Regions from separate parts of the Homo sapiens genome. Here region 1 is linked to region 2. A link is a contact called in ENCODE Hi-C or POLR2A ChIA-PET data. All regions are on one chromosome and are shown on one strand. Each heading gives the region's core, a stretch centred on a gene start or an enhancer-like site at or near the end of the contact. The rest is flanking DNA. Distances are from core to core; before and after follow the strand shown.

The links. Hi-C counts contacts between places; a loop is a spot of excess contacts on that map. ChIA-PET counts read pairs that join two places held with the same protein, here RNA polymerase II (POLR2A). Pooled maps may share reads with other maps.
Region 1: POLR2A ChIA-PET joins it to region 2 with 17 read pairs in PC-9. The contact joins two enhancer-like sites. A Hi-C loop is called at or near these places in 2 of 50 pooled maps. POLR2A ChIA-PET finds 5 or more read pairs at or near these places in 5 of 52 experiments (PC-9, T-cell, WTC11 and 2 more).

The regions. Positions count from the first base shown.
Region 1 is chr22:41,288,728-41,293,861 of GRCh38, reverse strand. It overlaps a transcript of RANGAP1 not described here. Among named protein-coding and RNA genes, the nearest start is that of RANGAP1, 5.1 kb to the right of the region's middle. RefSeq lists enhancers at 2,475-3,073, 2,923-3,217, 3,673-4,272. Within about 2 kb of position 2,766, at least 10 of the 41 ENCODE cell types and tissues checked have a DNase peak (open chromatin) inside an H3K27ac peak, as active enhancers do.
Region 2 is chr22:40,732,819-40,738,175 of GRCh38, reverse strand. No RefSeq gene overlaps it. Among named protein-coding and RNA genes, the nearest start is that of MCHR1, 56 kb to the right of the region's middle. Within about 2 kb of position 2,340, at least 2 of the 41 ENCODE cell types and tissues checked have a DNase peak (open chromatin) inside an H3K27ac peak, as active enhancers do.

The sequences.
Region 1 (5,134 bases), core at 1,517-4,016, 560 kb before region 2:
CATAGTGAGACCCCATATCCACCAAAAGAGAAAAAGGAATTTTTTTAAAAAACCAAGTATTTTAAAAATTATTTCTTTTCTTTTTTTTTTTTTTTTTTTTTGAGACAGAGTCTGGAGTGCAGTGGCGCGATCTCGGCTTACTGCAAGCTCTGCCTCCCGGGTTCTCGCCATTCTCCTGCCTCAGCCTCCCAAGTAGCTGGGACTACAGGCGCCCGCCACCACATTCAACTAATTTTTTTGTAGTTTTAGTAGAGATGGGGTTTCACCGTGTGAGCCAGGATGGTTTCGATCTCCTGACCTGTGATCCGCCCACCTCGGCCTCCCAAAGTGCTGGGATTACAGGCGTGAGGCACTGCACCCAGCCTAAAAATTATTTCTTAATGCTCTTTTGCATTTATACTAAACAGATTATTGACAGTTTTCATTTTATTTATTTATTTATTTACTTTTGAGACAGGTTCTCCCTCCGTTGCCTAGGCTGAAGCACAGTGGTGAGATCACAGCTCGCTTCAGCCTTCAACTCCTGGGCTCAAGCAATCCTACCCCGTCAGTCTCCTGAGTAGCTGGGATTACAGATGTGCATCACCGTGCTGGTTAACTTTTTGTATAATTTTTTTTTTTTTTTTTTGAGAGGAGTCTCCCTCTGTCACCCAGGCTGGAGTGCAGTGGCGCGATCTCGGCTCACTACAAGCTCTGCCTCCCGGGTTCACGCCATTCTCCTGCCTCAGCCTCCCAAGTAGCTGGGACTACAGGCGCCCGCCAACACGCCTGGCTAATTTTTTGTATTTTTAGTAGAGACGGGGTTTCACCATGTTAGCCAGGATGGTCTCAATCTCCTGACCTCGTGATCCGCCCGCCTCGGCCTCCCAAAGTGCTGGGATTACAGGCGTGAGCCACCGCGCCCGGCTAGACAATTTTTTTGTAGAGACAGAGTTTTGCTGTGTTGCCCAGGATGGTCTGGAACTCCTGGGCTCAAGCAATCCTCACACCTCAGCCTCCCAAGGTGTTGGGAATACAGGCGTGAGCCACTGTGCCCAGCTCAGTTTTCATTAAAAAAGAAAAAAAAAATTGTTTCCATTTTGGAACAAGAGGATTATTTATTTATTTATTTATTTTGAGACGGAGTCTCACTCTGTTGACCAGGCTGGAGCGCAATGGCATGATTTCGGCTCATGCAACCTCCGCCTCCCGGGTTCAAGCGATTCTCCTGTCTCAGCCTCCCGAGTAGCTGGGATTACAGGGGCCCAGCTACTTTTTGTATTTTTAGTAGAGACGGGGTTTCACCATGTTGGTCAGGCGGGTCTCAAAATCCTGAGCTCGTGATCCACCCACCTCGGCCTCCCAAAGTCCTGGGATTACAGGCATGAGACATTGCACCCGGCCACAAGAGGATTATTAAAAGAGAAGATGAAGGCCAGGTGCAGTGACTCACGCCTGTAATCCCAGCACTTTAGGAGGCAGAGGCGGGCAGATCATCTGAGGTTGGGAGTTTGAGATCAGCCTGGCCAACAGGGTGAAACCCCGATCTCTACTAAAAATACCAAAAATTAACCAGGCGTGGTGTTGGGCGCCTGTAATCCCAGCTACTCGGGAGGCTGAGGCAGGAGAATCTCTTGAACCAAGGAGGCAGAGGTTGCAGTGAGCCGAGATCGCACCATTACACTCCAGCCTAGGCAATGAGAGCGAAACTCCGTCTCAAAAAAAATGTTTTAATATTAAAAAATAAATTGAAAGTAAAATACAATGAAAATACAAAAATTAGCCAGGCATGGTGGCACGTGTCAGTAATCCCAGCTACTCAGGAGGCTGAAGCAGGAGACTCTCTTGGACCCAGGAGGCAGAGGTTCAAGAGAACCTCCTTTCAGGAAGCCGAGATTGCACCACTGCACCCCAGCCTGGGGGACAGAGTGAGACTCCACCAAAAAAAGAAAAAAGGAATTATTATTATTATTATTATTTTTGAGACAGAGTCTCGCTCTGTCGCCCAGGCTGGAGTGCAGTGGCGCGATCTCGGCTCACTGCAAGCTCCGCCTCCCAGGTTCACGCCATTCTCCTGCCTCAGCCTCCCGAGTAGCTGGGACTACAGATGCCCGCCATCACGCCCGGCTAATTTTTTTGTATTTTTTTAGTAGAGACGGGGTTTCACCGTGTTAGCCAGGATGGTCTCGATCTCCTGACCTCGTGATCCACCCGCCTCGGCCCCCCAAAGTGCTGGGATTACAGGCGTGAGCCACTGCGCCCGGCCTATTTTTTTTTTTTTTTTTTAAGATGGATCTCACTCTGTTGATCCGGCTGGAGTGCAGTGGCGTGATCTCGGCTCACTGCAACCTCCACCTCCTAGGTTCAAGTGATTCTCCTGCCTAGGCCTCCCAAGTAGCTGGGACCACAGGCACGTGCCACAGTGCCTGGCTAATTTTTTTGTATTTTTAGTAGAGACAGGGTTTCACCATATTGGTCAGGCTGGTCTTGAACTCCTGACCTCGTGATCTGCCCACCTCGGCCTCCCAAAGTGCTGGGATTACAGGCGGGAGCCACCGCACCCAGCCGATGAAGGAATTATTAAAAGAGAAGATAATCTGCCAGAAACCATTTGGTACCGGGAAATCCTCCATAAACATTAGAGCAGAATTTAAAACTCCTCCATAGACACCATCCTTTTCAATCTCTTTCATCACTGGATTTTTCAGGAGCTGGAACAGTGCCTATTGGAACATAGATGTTTGATAACTATTTGTAGAACAAATGAATTATTGTAATGATGGTTATTTATCAAGGTTAAATAGTTGCTCTAGTGGGATGCCCTTGGTTTGAGTCCTGAGAAAGATGTGGTTCGACTGTCCTTCATAGATGATGCAGCCAACCCACTCCCACCAGTGGAGGGGACCCTGGGGGAGGCTGCCTTGCCCTGCAGGTGGGCTGACCCATCTCTCTCCAGGGGCTGCAGGCGAGCACCCAGTTGGGTGTTGGGAATTTCCCTCCACATTCCTCACATGTCTGGCATACTTTAGCCATTTGTTTTTGATCTGACTAAATGGCAAGTCAGCAGCCTTGGTCTGTTTTCAGGAATCCAACATAAATATTATTATTTATTCCATTTACAATTGGCAATTAAGTTCGTTTTCAGGCACCAGAATGGAATTTAAAACACTCAGTTAAGTAAACCAGACTAATCAGAGGCAGCCTGCTTTTGTCTTTGAAACATTCTTTACAAAAACAACAAAAAAAGGCTGCACAACAGAGAAAGGCCTGGAACACTCTCTGCTTCTCCTGATTCCCCCTTAAACTCACCTCGCACTCACAAGTGAAGTGTATATGTTGAAAACAACCCTAGAAGGCCGGAAATGGTGGCTCACACCTGTAATCCCAGCACTTTGGGAAGCCAAGGTGGGTGGATCACCTGAGTCAGGAGTTTGAGACTAGCCTGGACAACACAGTGAAACCCCATCTCTACTAAAAATGCAAAAATAAGCTGGGCATGGTGGTGGGAACCTGTAATCCCAGCTACTCGGGAGTCTTAGGCAGGAGAATCGTTTGAACCCGGGAGGCAGAGGTTACAGTGAGCCTTGATTGTGCCATTGCACTCCAGCCTGGGTGACAGAGTGAGACTCCATCTCAAAAAAAAAAAAAAAAAAGTAATAATAATAATAGAAAAGGACCCTAGAGACCTGTCTTCTATTCTCTTTCTCTCTCTCTCTCTCTCTCTTTTTTTTTTTTCTTTGAGACAGGGTCTTGTTCTATCATTCAGGCTGGAGTGCAGTGGCCTGACCATGGCTCACTGCAACCAACCTCCACGTTCTGGGCTCAAGGATCCTCCTGCATCAGCCTCCCTAGTAGCTGGGACTCCAAGTATGTACCACCATGCCTGGCTAATTGTTTTTAGTAGAGACAGAGTCTCACTATATTGCCCAGACTGGTCTCAAATCCTGGGCTTTAGCAATCTTCCTGCCTTGGCCTCCCACAGTGCTGGCATTACAGTTGGTTGTGAGCCACCATGCTCAGCCTTGTCTCATGTGTAAGTCACACTGTAACTTGGGCCTTAGTTCTTCATTTGTTGAAATAAGGAACAAGATAGTCTTGGATGACACTATCCATCTGTCAAAGGCCATGATTACACTTCTTGGGCCAGGCAGACTAGCTCTCAGGTGATAACTTGAAAGAGAGAAAGCTGGAGAAAGGGCTGGAAGGAGAAAGAGAGAAGATAAGTGTGTTGCTTGGAAACAGTGATGATTCTTTTTTTTGAGGCAGAATTTTGCTCTTGTTGCCTAGGCTGGAGTGCAATGGCGTGATCTCAGCTCACTGCAACCTCCGCCTCTTGGGTTCAAGAGATTCTCCTGCCCCAGCCTCCCGAGTAGCTGGGATTACAGGTGTCTGCCACCATGCCCAGCTAATTTTTTGTATTTTTAGTAGAGACAGGGTTTCACCATGTTGGCCAGGCTGGTCTCGAATTCCTGACGTCAGATGATCCACCTGCCTCGCCCTCCCGAAGTGCTGGGATTACAGGCATGAGCCACTGTGCCCGGCCAGAAACAGTGATGATTCTTGATTCTTCTGATTCACTGGGCACCCTTGGGCAAACCCCCTGTTCCTTTTCAAACCCCAGTCTCCCCATTTGTAAAGAGGTTTAAGATAGATTCAGGAGGCCGGCCACAGTGGCTCACGCCTGTACTGTACTCCCAGCACTTTGGGAGGCCGAGGTAAGTGGATCACCAGGTCAGGAGTTTGAGACCATCCTGGCCAATATGGTGAAACCGTCTCTACTAAAAATACAAAAATTAGCCGGGCGTGGTGGCGTGCACCTGTAGTCCCAGCTACTCGGGAGGCTGAGGCAGAAGAATCACTTGAACCTGGGAGGCGGAGGTTGCAGTGAGCTGAGATCGCACCACTGCACTCCAGCCTGAGCAACAGAGTGAAACTCCATCTCAAAAAAAAAAAAAAAAAAAATCAGGATATAGGAGTGACAGAATCCAGATTGCTAGGGGGTGCTGTCAGGCTGAGTTTGTGATTTTTAGCTTCGAATGTGAACACCTTCAGGCAGAACATCCACTCTCTAACTCCCCCCAAGCCCCACCAAGCCCCGACAAGCCCCATGACTTCCTGTTACCTCCCAGGTCCTTGAAGGCCACTGAATTTCTGT
Region 2 (5,357 bases), core at 1,091-3,590:
GTCACCCAGGCTGGAGTGCAGTGGCGCAATCTTGGCTCACTGCAATCTCGGCTCACTGCAATCTCTGCCTCCTGGGTTCAAGTGATTCTCCCGTCTCAGCCTCCCGAGTAGCTGAGATTACAGGGGCGCACCACCACTCCCGGTTAATTTTTGTGTTTTTGTAGAGGTGAGGTTTCACCATATCAGCCAGGCTGGTCTCGAACTCCTGACCTCAAGTGATCCACCCCACCTCGGCCTCCCAAAGTGCTGGAACTACAGGAGTGAGCCAACATGCCTGGCCCATACCATGTTTTCTTTATCCAGTTCACCACTGATGGAAATCTAGGTTGATTCCATGTCTTTGCCACTGTAAATAGTGCTGCCATGAACATATGCGTGCATGTCTCTTTATGGTAGAATGATTTATATTCCTTTGGATTTATACCCAGTAGTGGGATTCCTGGGTTGAATGGTAGTTGTATTTTAAGTTCTTTGTGAAATCTCCAGACTGCTTCCATAGTGGCTGAACTAATCTGCATTCCCACCAACAGTGTATAAGCATTCCCTTTTCTCTGCAACCTTGCCAGCATCTATTATTTTTTGAATTTTTAATAATGGCCATTCTGGCCAGGCACATGCCTATAATCCCAGCACTTTGGGAGGCTGAGGCGGGCGGATCACTTGAGGTCAGGAGTTAGAGACCAGCCTGGCCAACATGGCAAAACCCCATTTCTACCAAAAATACAAAAATTAGCCAGGTGTGGTGGCAGGAGCCTGTAATCCCAGCTACTCGGGAGGCTGAGGCAGGAGAATTGCTCAAACCCGGGAGGTGGAGGTTGCAGTGAGCCAAGATCGCGCCACTGCACTCCAGCCTGGGCAACAGAGTAAGACTCTGTCTTAAAAATAAATAAATAAGCAAACAAACAAATAAATAAATGAAGGCCATTCTGACTGGTGTGAGGCGTATCTCATTGTGGGTTTGATTTGCGTTTCCCTAATGACTAGTGGCGTTGAGCATTCCCCATTGTTGGTATAGCTCAGTGAACACTGGGGATCTCTACGTCTCACAAAATTAGGAGCTTGAGTGGGGCGGAGGATAGAGGTTAGGGAGAAAACCCAGAATTCTTCTGTCCAAATGTTTCCCTTCAGGAAGAAGGATCAAAGTCATCTCAGACTCGGTCTAGTGGTTCGGAGCGGGGACTGGCCCCAAGGCTGCCCAGGCCCGGGTCTCAGCTCCACCACGTACTAGTAGTGTGACCTCAGGCAAGCTGTATCCCTTTATTTTTCCCATCTGTAAAGTCAAGATGGTAATGCTTCCTTCCTTGTAGGGTTTTTGGAAAGATTAATTGAGTTAAAATTCAGGCCAGGCACAGTGGCTCACGCCTGTAATCCCAACACTTTGGGAGGTTGAGGTGGGTGGGTCACCTGAGGTCAGGAGTTCGAGACCAGTCTGGCCAACATGGTGAAATCCCGTCTCTACTAAAAATACAAAAAATTAGCCAGGCCTGGTGGCAGGCACCTGTAATCTCAGCTACTTTGGAGGCTGAGGCAGGAGAATTGCTTGGACCTGGGAGGTGGAGGTTGCAGCGAGCCGAGATCACGCCATTGTACTCCAGCCTGGGCGACAGAGCGAGACTCCGTCTCAAAAAAAAGTCAAAATTCCTGTACAGACCAGCGCCCAGCCTAGCTAAGTGCTCTGAAAGTGTTGGCTATTTTTCTTAGCTATGGCAGAGGTCCTCCAGTGAGGTTGGGGGAACTATAAAATTTTTATTTTGTATGCCTCTGCTATAATTCAACGGTTTTTTATGCCTTTAGATAGGGTTCTTTATTTGACTTAGGAACAAATGTGTTGCTTCTGTATGAATATTAGAATTTAATTCCGATGGGAAAGAGAATAAATTCAGGGAAAAAATATCTTCTCATAAACTTAGCATGTCATTTATTACTTTTTCTTCAAAAATGCCAAAAGCCTGATTCCTCTTGATAAATGGTCCAGAGAGCTTTCCTAGGGCTCTGAGGTTTGTAAAAGCCTCTCACATGGTCCTCCATGTGAGCTCTGTGATTACACCCAAGATCTTTGCTTGGGTGTAATAATTTCATCCAAGTTGCTCTTCCAAGCGTTCAGAGAGGAATGTGAGTTGTTTTTTTTTTTTTTTTTTTTTTTTTTTGAGTCAGAGTCGCGCTCTGTCACCCAGGCTGGAGTGCAGTGGTGCGATCTCGGCTCACTGCAATCTCCGCCTTCCGGGTTCAAGCGATTCTCCTGCCTCAGCCTCCTGAGTAGCTGGGACTACAGGTGCGTGCTACCACGCCCGGCTATTTTTTTGCATTTTTAGTAGAGACGGGGTTTCACCATCTTGGCCACGATGGTCTTGAATGTGATCTGCCTGCCTTGGCCTCCCAAAGTGCTGGGATTACAGGCGTGAGCCACTGAGCCCGGCCGAGTTATTTTTTTAAATCATCACTGGTTCAAGTAGCAAGCTCCCTGGGTGTGGCCTCAGGAGACCTGGGGTCAAGTCCTATTTAGTTGTTTCCTTCGTTCTTTACTTGACTGTCTGGTGGCTTTTGGCAATTGTGTCACATCTTTGAAGCTTGTTTTCTCTTCTTTTTTTTTTTCTGTTGCTTTTTTAATCTGTTTGTTTTTTGAGACAGGGTCTTGCTCTGTCACCTGGGCTGGAGTGCAGTGGTGCAATCACAGCTCACTGCACCTTGAACTCTTGGGCTCAAGTGATCCTCCCATCTCAGCCTCCTGAGTAGCTAGGACTACATGTATGTGCCACCACACCCGGCTAACTTTTTTCTGTAGAGATAGGGTCTCACTTTATTGCCCAAGTTGGTCTTGAACTCATGGGCTCAAGTGATCCTCCTGCCTCAGCCTCCCAAAGTGCTGCAATTACAGGCATGAGCCCCCACATCTGGCCTAGTTTTCTCTCCTATACAGTGGGTGTTTTACGTAACAATCTTGGAAGGATGTTAGAGGATTCAATTAAATTTAAAGAAATTAAAAATAAATAGCCAGGCGCGGTGGCTCATGCTTGTAATTCCAGCACCTTGGGAGGCCAAGACGAGCGGATCACAAGGTCAGGAGTTTGAGACCAGCCTGGCCAGTGTGGTAAAACCCTGTCTCTACTAAAAATACAAAAATTAGCTGGGTGTGGTGGCACACGCCTGTAGTCCCAGCTACTCGGGAGGCTGAGACAGAAGAATTGCTTGAACCCAGGAGGTGGAGGTTGCAGTGAGCCAAGATCTCGCCACTACACTCCAGCCTGGGCAACAGAGTGAGACTCCATCTGTCTCTCTCTCTCTGTATATATATATATATGTTTTTAAATAAATAAATTCAATAATATGCAAGAAAGTGCAAGAGAAATGAGAATATATTATGGTATAGTAATGGTATTCTTATCGTTTGATCGTGTAACAAAAATCTGTTGCTCTGAGTCCTGATCTGTAAGGGGTTTTGTTTTGTAATCCTCCAGCATATCTCCAAGCTCATTCTGGAAGCACGCCAGGTCCAACAGCTGACATCGTATCACAATGAACAGATAATTGCTTTGTGTTTTCGTTTTTTTTTTTTTTTTTTTTGAGATGGAGCCTCACTGTGTTGCCCAGGCTGGAGTGCACTGGCACGATCTCGGCTCACTGCAAGCTCCGCCTCCCGGGTTTATTCTCCCACCTCAGCCTCCCTAGTAGCTGGGATTACAGGTGTGCGCCACCATGCCTGGTCAAGTTTTGTATTTTTAGTAGAGACAGGGTTTCACCATGTTGGTCAGGCTGGTCTTGAACTCCTGACCTCGTGATCTGCCTGCCTCGGTGTCCCAAAGTGCTGGGATTACAGGTGTGAGCCACGGCGCCTGGCCAGGCTTTGTGTTTTCTATTGGCTGTCATCACAGTCCAGCCTGTTTATTTCCATCTGAGGGAAGCAGATTCATTCTCTTATTGTATCCCGTTCTGTCACGTTCACACTACTGAGTGTCACTTTATTAACTGTAAATTCCAAGGGAAAACATCTCTGTTTCAGCAGAGATCTACATTTCACATGACTAAGTGGCCTTTCTAGGGAGGCCACTCTGTGGTATGTTGCGTTCCCTAAGAGACAGGCTTGTAGCTATAGAAACTGTAACCTTGTGTAGCCAATGGTGTGGCAGGGGTAGCGCTGACTTTGTTGATTTCTTTCTTCTTCACTGTGGTTCAAAATACCTGGGGACATTGCTGAAATAACTGAAAGATGGTTCCCCTTCCCCTACTGCCCCAACTGTGTCTTTTGCCCTTCTGTATCATTAGATGTAAAACTCAGGAGATTTTTTATTTTTATTTTTGAGACAGGGTCTCATTCTGTCACCCAGGCTGGAGTGCAGTGGTGCAGTCTCGGCTCACTGCAACCTCCGCCTCCCAGGTTGAAGCGATTCTCCTGCCTCAGCCTCCTGTGTAGCTGGGATTACAAGCACATGCCATCACGCCTGGCTAATTTTTGTATTTTTAGTAGAGATGGGGTTTCGCCGTGTTGGCCAGGCTGATCTTGAACTCCTGATCTCAAGTGATCCTCCCACCTCGGCCTCCCAAAGTGCTGAGATTACAGGCATGAGCCACCACGCCCAGCAGGACCTGGTATCTTCTAAATCAGAGTAGGATTTTGTTTCACAGGTCCTCGAGATTAGGAAAAGAAATAAGTAAAATAAAATAAAGAGGCCAGACAGGGTGGCTCACAACTATAATCCTAGCACTTTGGGAGGCTGAGGCGGGTGGATCACCTGAGGTGAGCAGTTCAAGACCAGCCTGGCCAACATAGCGAAACCCCATCTCTACAAAAAATACAAAAATTAGCCGGACGTGGTGCTGAGCGCCTGTAGTCCTGGCTGCTCCGGAGGCTGAGGCGGTAGGATCGCTTGAGTCCAGGAAATTGAGGCTGCCGTGAGTGGAGATCATGCCACTGCACTCCAGTCTGAGTGACAAAAAGACCCTGTCTCAAAAAAAAAAAAAGAAAAGAAAAGAAATGAAAAAGAGAGAGAGAGTAAAGGGTGAGAGTGCAAGAGTGGATTAAAAAAAGTAATAATAAAGAAAAAAAAGTTTGACTTTGCTGGAATTGTTACAAGAATGTTGTCTCAGGAAGACAAAACAGAAGGTAAAAGCAAGCAAGGGTGAATGATACTGGCAGGCTGCAGACAGACCGTGTGTCCAGAAGGAACTATTTGCACTTTAGAGAAAGGACACCAAAGAAAGAAAAGAGCAGTAATTCCCCAGGGCTGTGTAAGGGAGGGGAGCTGCCAAATCTGGTGGAGGAGAGTATTACAGTCACTAGGGCGGTGCGTCCTGCCCCGAGGCAGGAACAGGCAGTTTCTTGTTTATTCAGCACACACAGATTGAGTGCTTACTGTGAACCA